Linked DNA regions of Homo sapiens: region 1 is linked to region 2. A link is an interaction called in ENCODE POLR2A ChIA-PET data of the cell type or tissue named here. Cell type or tissue: A673. All regions are shown on one strand.

Region 1 (4,000 bases), 170 kb after region 2:
AATCAACTGTTCATTGGTGGATGGATGAATATGCAAAATGTGATATACACATACAGTGAAATATTACTCCGCCTTGAAAAGGAAGGAAATTCTAACACATGCCACGACATGGATGAACCTTGAAGACATTATGCTAAATGAAATAAGCCAGTCACAGAAAGATAAGTACTGTATGATTCTTACATGAGATACCTAAAGTAGTCAAATTCATTGAGACAGAAAACAGAATGGTGGTTGCCAGGGGCTGGAAAGATGGGAAAATGGGGAGTTACTGTTTACAGCAATGTGAATACACTTGATTACACTGAACTGTACACTTTAAAAAACTGTAGCAATAGTAAATTTTATATTATGTTTATTTTACCATAATAAAAAAAAATGAACAAGCCAGGTTTCCCATATAGAAGAAGAATTCTGCCTGATAGCTTAGCTAACACTCTATTCTTCTGGATGGCAAACATAATATTTATACATGCCTAAGGTCCTACCATAGATATTCCCAAAAAGAATTTGAGATGACTTATAATAGGGATTACAACTTGCCTTGGGCCAAGCCCAAAGCAAAATCAGGACTAAAAAAGGAAAAAGCAAAACGGTTCACAAAGAGTTAATAAACATAGTTAATATTATTGAACACTAAATTTGACTCTGGATATGCAGAGAAACACTGCAAAAAGAAAGAAACACTGTTCCAGTAATTGAATTATTGCTTCTCAGCTCCAAATACACCTTTCATTTCTGCCCTTTGAAAACAGATTTGGGCCTTTTAAATATTTTTCCTTTTGTTAGCTGACATGATTTTAAGTTTTGTCAGCAGAAGGTGCTGGAGAGACACAAGGAAAGGACTTTGCTTCATGGTTCCCTTGGGCTTGCCCCTGCAGTGTGCCAGGCTTCCCTGTGCACAGATGGCTTCTCCAGCATCAGACTCCTCCAGTGTGGGTGGCTTCTCCAGTGCCTGGCTCTTGAAGCACATGCTGCTTATCCAGTAACTGGTAATTACAGGACAAGGTTGCCAGCAGCTTCTCCTTGTACTCATCTTAGGTGGTTCTGCAGCAGAGTACCTAGGGGCTTGGTCACATCACTGTGAAGTTTCTCTTGCCCCAGAGGGCAGATTTTTGCCATGTTCCAGAAGGCAAATTTCCAGCAAGTTCTGCCAGCACAGTACCATAAATACTCCTCCATAAGCCATGGCTGTGTCCTTCCCAATAAGGTCTGGCTCTCAGCCTTAGACAGGAGGGAAGTAGAGTGCTCCATCTCAGCCCTAAAGCTGTTTCTTAAATCTGCTAATCCTATATTCTTTAGAGTTTGCTTTACTTCCTACTAGCCAATCCCTTGGTATTCTAAACTTCTGTTGCAGTTAATATTTACAGTAAATTTTCCCTGTTCAAATTACTGTATTTCTCTCTCTTGGGACTGAACTCAGACTGGTACAGAATTCATATTAAGAGTGGTCCCGGGACACAGAACTGGCAAGAAAAGGATTTGGGGGTTGGTTTGGTTACACCTGTTGAGCTTGAGCTCAGTGTTGAGCTCCTTGCCAATGAGAATGGGATGCTATTAATCCATAGTCTGTAGTGGCATCACAATTAATCAAGGTATCACTGTGGTTGACAGTGATGAAGATCCAACTGAAGCATGTGTCTTGAAAGCCCAGATAGCTCCTATACTTGATCTTACGGCAACAGTGATCTAACTGTAAAAATCGTGATGTGAGATGGATTATTAAGAGTGCCCTTGTGCACTTACAGAAAAAAATTACAAACTCAGGTCTCTTAAACCTCACAATAGGGTATGAGAGCCAGAAAGCATCCACGACAGCCCTAAAAGATGCTCTTGCTCCTAAAAATCAAACGCAAAATGTAATTGTGTGGATTGCTAAATGAAAATTAGAGTTGACTTCTTAGTCTCATCAAATTTCTCAAAAGTTTTACCATTGATTGGTTAAGGAATAAGATTCTGAAACCTGGAATGAAGACATCTGACTGAACTCTGAGGAAACTGATAACTTTGAATCCCCAAGTCACTCTGAGCCTCCTGTTACCAGTAGAAACAGTGTGCCCTCCACAGACTAGGCTTCCTCTGCTTGAAAACCCTGTGATAATCTCACCTGGAGTGTGAATCTCTTACTGCTTTCATGCCCAACAGTAAAGTTACCAGAACTACAGCAGACAAAAAAAGAAAGAACTGAAGATATAAACAGTGTAGGTCTGGGTTATTCTACCAAGTAAAGAATCCTAACCAGCTGAGTGAGCTTCTGGCTGAGGGCAGGGAAAATATGACTGGGTCATGGAAGAAAGAAGTTATAGCTATCATTCAGTCTCATGAGCAAATACAGAACAAGGATTAGTAATTCTGCATATTTTATGTGCTTGTTTTATGTATCTGCTTATTTATATATGTTAACAGTTTACTTTTCCTCTTTCCCATTTCTATTTCAATATGCCAGTTGTTGGAAGTTAAATTTGCAATTTAGTCTTTATATAAGAGAATATTCAGTGTTACTATGAATGTGTGGAGTAATGCATAACTAGCGATGGATACAATGCCTCTTGGAACTAGCCATCTGCTCATTCTGGGAAATGGGTGAAACTTCATTTGTAGTAATAGCTGTATTTTGTTGGGTGGAAATACAATTCTATTGATGGATGGAAATTTAAATGTGCATTGAAAGGTATATATGGAAGCCAAGTTATCAAAGTGCTGGAATGTTCCATTTATGGAATTATTGCTCCACAAATCCATATTCACTATTGTGTCGGCTCTGTGAAAATCTGGGCTGTTTAAATACTTTCCCTCCTAACAGCTGGCATGATGCTAAGCTTTGTTCACAGAGGATGTTGAAGAACACTGCTGGAGGAAAGGGCCTTCCTTCTGTCCCAGTGTGCTTGCTTGACAGAGCACACTGGGACTAGAGTGATGTTCGTGGCTTTCTCTAGCACTAGACTCAGTGCACACAGCTTCTCTAGCAGCCAGTTCCTGTAATGCACTTAGTAGGTGGCAGCCTCCCCCAGCATCCATGTTGGACAGTTCTGCAGTACAGCACTTCCAGTTAGAAACCTTCCTATGAATAGCTTTCCTCAGCACCCTAAGAGAGCTGACTTCCAGCAAGTTTCACCAGCACATACCCAAGTGACTTCTCTCTCATACAGCAAGCCACAGCTGTGCCATTTCCATCAAGGTGACCTCAGCCCTGAGATGGACTAGGGACTCTTCCTTGGGTTGTCCTAGCTTTGCCAGACAGGTGGTGGCTGCTCCTTATATGCGCTTTTCCCATATTCTGTGTAATTATCTTTATTTCCTCCTAGCCAATCCCTTGTTACTCTACTTCTTTGTTCTAGTTTAGAATTCCTTATATTGAACTTTCCCATTGCAAGATAGGAAATGGAAGGTAAGATCCTGTTATCAGTCCCTTTCCTTCTCACATAGCTATAATTATGAATCTCCTCCAATTCCCCATATGTACTACTCAAGATAGAACCTGCTTGCAAGAACTCATTTGTGCTACACATAAACAGAAATAAGGGATGTTATTTATAGTAACTTTCATTTGGGGAGGTTATTCCAGGCTAATTATGCTTTGATATATGTTTGTCTCAATGGGTTCATTATCTCTTTCTAATGATTATCTGCATATTTGCAGTGCTAGTAACACCTGAAATTTCATATATGTAAAAATAATTTATTGCCTTGGTACTGTCATATATTTAAGATGATCCAGGATCACTTATAAGCAACACAAGCAAAAGATAGCCTTTTAAGCCACTAGTATGAAAATCTATAAAAATTAAAAAAAAAAAAACTATCTATACCTTTAGGCAGTACAATGTATTTACAATAGTTAGTCGAAGAGGCAGAAAGACAACTAGCCTAAATCACCCTATCTAGAATACATGTAGGTTTAAAGTAGCATAATCCTTTATCAGCATAAAATTTTGTTCTAAAGAATAAAATACAATTCAGTTTTTAAAGAACGAAGATAGTAATACCGATTCTGAATGAT
Region 2 (4,000 bases):
CTACAACACATCAGCCAGAAATTTTGGTTGTGAGTGCATTAAATCTATACATTAATTTGGGCAGAATTGCCATATTAATATTCACATATTTTTTAATTAATATTCACATGATTTTTTTCAGTCAAGTTTTGTAGTATAAAGGACTTGTCTTTTGTTAGATTTATTTTTAGATATTTGCCTTATTGGAACTACTGTAAATGGAATTTATTTTCCAGTTGTTTGCTGCTTACAAGAATACTTTGTGTATTTTTGCAGCCTTGTAAATCATTAATTCTAGTTCTTGTTATAAACATTCCCAAAGATATTCTGTGTAAAAAACATCAGATTTTCAAATTGAAAAAGACATAAGAGAAAACACAAAATTGAGAGGCAGATATCAGAAAAGTAGTAAAATTGTTTCCAAGAGAACCCTTTGACTAGAAGTGGTGAAAACAGGTATCCTTGCTTTGACCTCAATAGAAAAAAATTTAGCCTTTCACCATTTAAGTGTGTAATGTTAGGGATTTAAGTTTTTGTGTATGCCCTTTGTCAGGTTAAATAAATTCCTTAATATTTCTAGATTGTTTTACCAATGGGTTTGAATATTTGTCCAATGCTTTTTCTGCATCAGTTGGAATGATCAAGTTTTTCCCTCCTATGTTCTGTTACTCTAGTGAATAACATCGATTACTTTTAAAATGTTAAACCAACCTTGTGTTACTAGGACAAGCTCCACTTGGTTATTTGTTATTTTTGTATATGACTGTATCTGTAAGTTCCACATCTGTGGATTCAACCATCCAGAGATTTTTTTTTTAAAATGGATAGTTGTGTCTGTACTAAACATACAAACTTCCTTGTCATCATTCCCTAAATATAACAACTATTACATAGCATTTACAATGTATTATGTATTATAAGTAATCTAGAGATGATTTAAAGTATATAGGATCATGTGCATATGCAAATCTACACCATTTTATATCAGGGATTTGAGCATCTTTGGATTTTGGTATCTGAGGGGGGGTCCTGGAACCAATCATGGATCCCAAGGGATGGCTGTATATGAATTTGGTTATTGAATGTCCTCCCCACCAGAAATACTTTGGAAGATTAGAGTGGTCAGGAAAGAACTCTCTGAAGAGAGAGCGTTTGGGCTAAGAATGAATGAAGAGGAGCCAGCTATGCAAAACTGGAAGAACACTGGAGGCAAAGCGGAACAGCTAAGTGCAAAGGGTATACAGTGCAAACAAGCTTGCCTCATTTAGGGAACTCGTCCTGCATTTGGGGACAAAAAGAAGCCCAGTATGGATGGGATATATTAATGATAGGGAGACTGGACAAGATGAGGTGGGCTAGAGAGAGACAGGGCCAGATGCAGCAGAAAAAGAGTTGCCAAACTCTCTGGTACCTCAGCCACTTTCCAACCTTTGGGAAGCCCTAAGAATTGTCTTATCAGAGTCTACTCAGTATCTACTAGGCACATGCAGCTATTTAATGTAACTAAAAGTATATAAAATGAAAAATTCAGTTTCTTGGTCACACTAGCCACATTGCAGGTGTCCAGCAGCACATGTGGCAGATGGCTACTTTATTGGACAATGCTGCTCTAGGAAAGCCAAAGGAGAAATAATGCCAACTTTGCTTAGCCTCTTCTCTGTAATTTTCTCTTTTAAAGCTAGAATCGGTGTTTTTCTATTTAAATGGAAATATATGTGGTACCTAGAAAACTAGCATGTGGCCTACTCCATATGCATATGTTCTCATGGATGTTTTTTACCTATGACAGAAAAGATGAGGACTGGTAAATCACAAGCATTCTTAACCTCATTATAAATACATTGCAAATGTAAAAATGCAAAGTGTGGAAATCATAAATGTGAAAGTGGCTTTCAATTTGTTTTAATAGGCGTTTTCTGTGTCTTACTGTAACCTAGGGACCTTGCTGCAAGAAACTGCCTGGTAGGTGAAAATAATGTTCTGAAAATCAGTGACTTTGGAATGTCTCGTCAAGAGGATGGTGGAGTGTATTCATCTTCTGGCTTAAAGCAGATTCCCATTAAATGGACAGCACCGGAAGCTCTTAATTATGGTAAGAATAGACCACATTTTTTTTTTAATGGTAAAAATGAACGGCATCAGCATAAAACATTCACAAGCAATATTTACAGGGGTAGCACAGAATGCAAGTTAGAATGATTTGAGGATCAACACAAATAAGTGAATTTCATACTTTTAATTTGTTGAAATTATTGATCAGATTTCTATATGTAACATTGCTATATTAAAAAGGTAGATATAAGTACTTTTAAATATGACTATACATCTGAGAAAGAGTTTTTATACCAAAAAAAAATGACTTTGTAATAGATTATACAGAGTAAGCGTTGTTGTGGCTCTGGACCATTTCTTTCGAATGTCTTATAATTGGTCCAATAACCTCATCTGATGTTAGGTTCCTAAAATATTAAGTCAATCAGTTCTTTAGTTTCTCACTCTGAAATCGACATGGTTTCTTAGCATCTCAGTCTGTGGAACTGATATAAATCTTGAGCAAAGAAGGAGATGGGAATTACATTTTAAAACGGCAGGGATTTTTTTCACTTGAATTTTTATGCGTCATTGTAATTGGAAATAAATATAACTTGCATTATCTGTGGTTGGGATGAAATGGGCCATTACAAGATGGATGACAACTCAAGAATTTAAGAGAAAAAAAAAGTGTGCTTTAAATAAAATTAGAAATTATATTTTCATTAAGGGAAGCAGCATATGAGCCATGGATTGGTGAATGGGTATGGTATGTTTTGAATAAAAATGTAAAATGATTCTTTGTTGATTTAAAATGAAAAATTACCTCATTATGGAAACTAATTTGTAAAGCATTTATAAATGCCTTAATTTAATTCCCAAATTAGAGAAAGCTTTTTTAAAAAATTGAGGTGAAATTCACATACCATAAAATTAATTACTTTAAAGTGAACAATCATTGGCATTTAGTACAGTTCACAATGTTGTATAACCAGTACCTCTAGTTTCAAAACATTTTCATCACTCCAAAATAAAACCCTGTCACCAATAAGCATCCTCCTCCCATTCTTCCGTTCCGTTGTCCCCTAGTAGCCACCAATCTGCCTTTTATTTCTGTGGATTTACCTATTCTGGGAATTTCATACAAATGGAATTATACGGTATGCGATATCTTGTGTCTGGCTTATTTTACTTAGCGTAAGATTTTTGAGGTTCATCCATCTTGTATCATGTATCAGTACTTCATTCCTTTTTAGGACTGAATAATCCATTGTATGGATATACAACCATTTATTTATCCATTTTTGTATATTTGGGCAGGTTTCAATTATTCTGGGTATATACTAGAAGTCATATGGTAATTTTATGTTTAACTTTTTGAGGAACCACCAAATGTTTTCCAGATAAAGCTTTTGAATGTAATTGGTTTGGAAGTTGATTGGGGCTGACCCAGCTACCACAGATGCTAACCCTCACCCTTAGTTTGTCTTTCAGCGTGTCAGCAAGAGAGGTTCTTTCTTATGAGCTTTCTAGTGATTGCAAGCCAGTTCCACTATTCCTTAGAATCTAGAAAAAATGGCAGAGCTGCTATTTTCCATAGTGATTCCTCTCTGGGGTGATTGTTGTTATTAACTCTAGGGTCAGATTATATTACTAAGGGGGATGATCACAGGATAAAAGATAGATTATAATACTCAATATTTACACAAAGGTTTTTGTTAGATGACAAAACATTTTCAAGCACTAAGGAAGCTGTAACTGGGCTTGGGAGTCCTTGAATTTGCTCTTAACTCTGCCAGATTCTCTGTGTTATATAGCCTTTAAAAGTCCTCTTACTCTTAAACAATTTTGCCAAGTAAAATTCTGCCTCTTGATCACGGTATAGTTTTTGAATTTCAAGCTGACTAAAGTGTTGTATTTACAAATTAAAGTTTCAATTCTGGATATATCTAACAGCCAGACCCAAAGCATTTTAAGTAAGTAATAAGGA

What was found. Peaks named below come from ENCODE experiments on the same cell type or tissue, not always from the same donor. Only the 100,000 strongest peaks of a DNase experiment are listed, where the experiment ranks them.
Region 1: POLR2A ChIA-PET joins it to region 2 with 5 read pairs; 2 of 35 experiments call an interaction of 5 or more read pairs at or near these places.

Annotation. Positions count from the first base shown.
Region 1 is chr5:109,346,503-109,350,502 of GRCh38, forward strand. The region is part of intron 7 of PJA2 (praja ring finger ubiquitin ligase 2); the gene reads right to left. Among named protein-coding and RNA genes, the nearest start is that of PJA2, 61 kb to the right of the region's middle. In A673, a CTCF peak has its summit at 800; no DNase peak of the experiment used is centred here.
Region 2 is chr5:109,178,831-109,182,830 of GRCh38, forward strand. FER (FER tyrosine kinase) reads left to right here. Exons shown (of 20, transcript NM_005246.4): 18 at 1,917-2,071. LOC124901040 (a long non-coding RNA gene) reads right to left here and starts at 1,923. Exons shown (of 2, transcript XR_007058897.1): 1 at 1-1,923. In A673, no CTCF peak of the experiment used is centred here; a DNase peak (open chromatin) is centred at 2,051.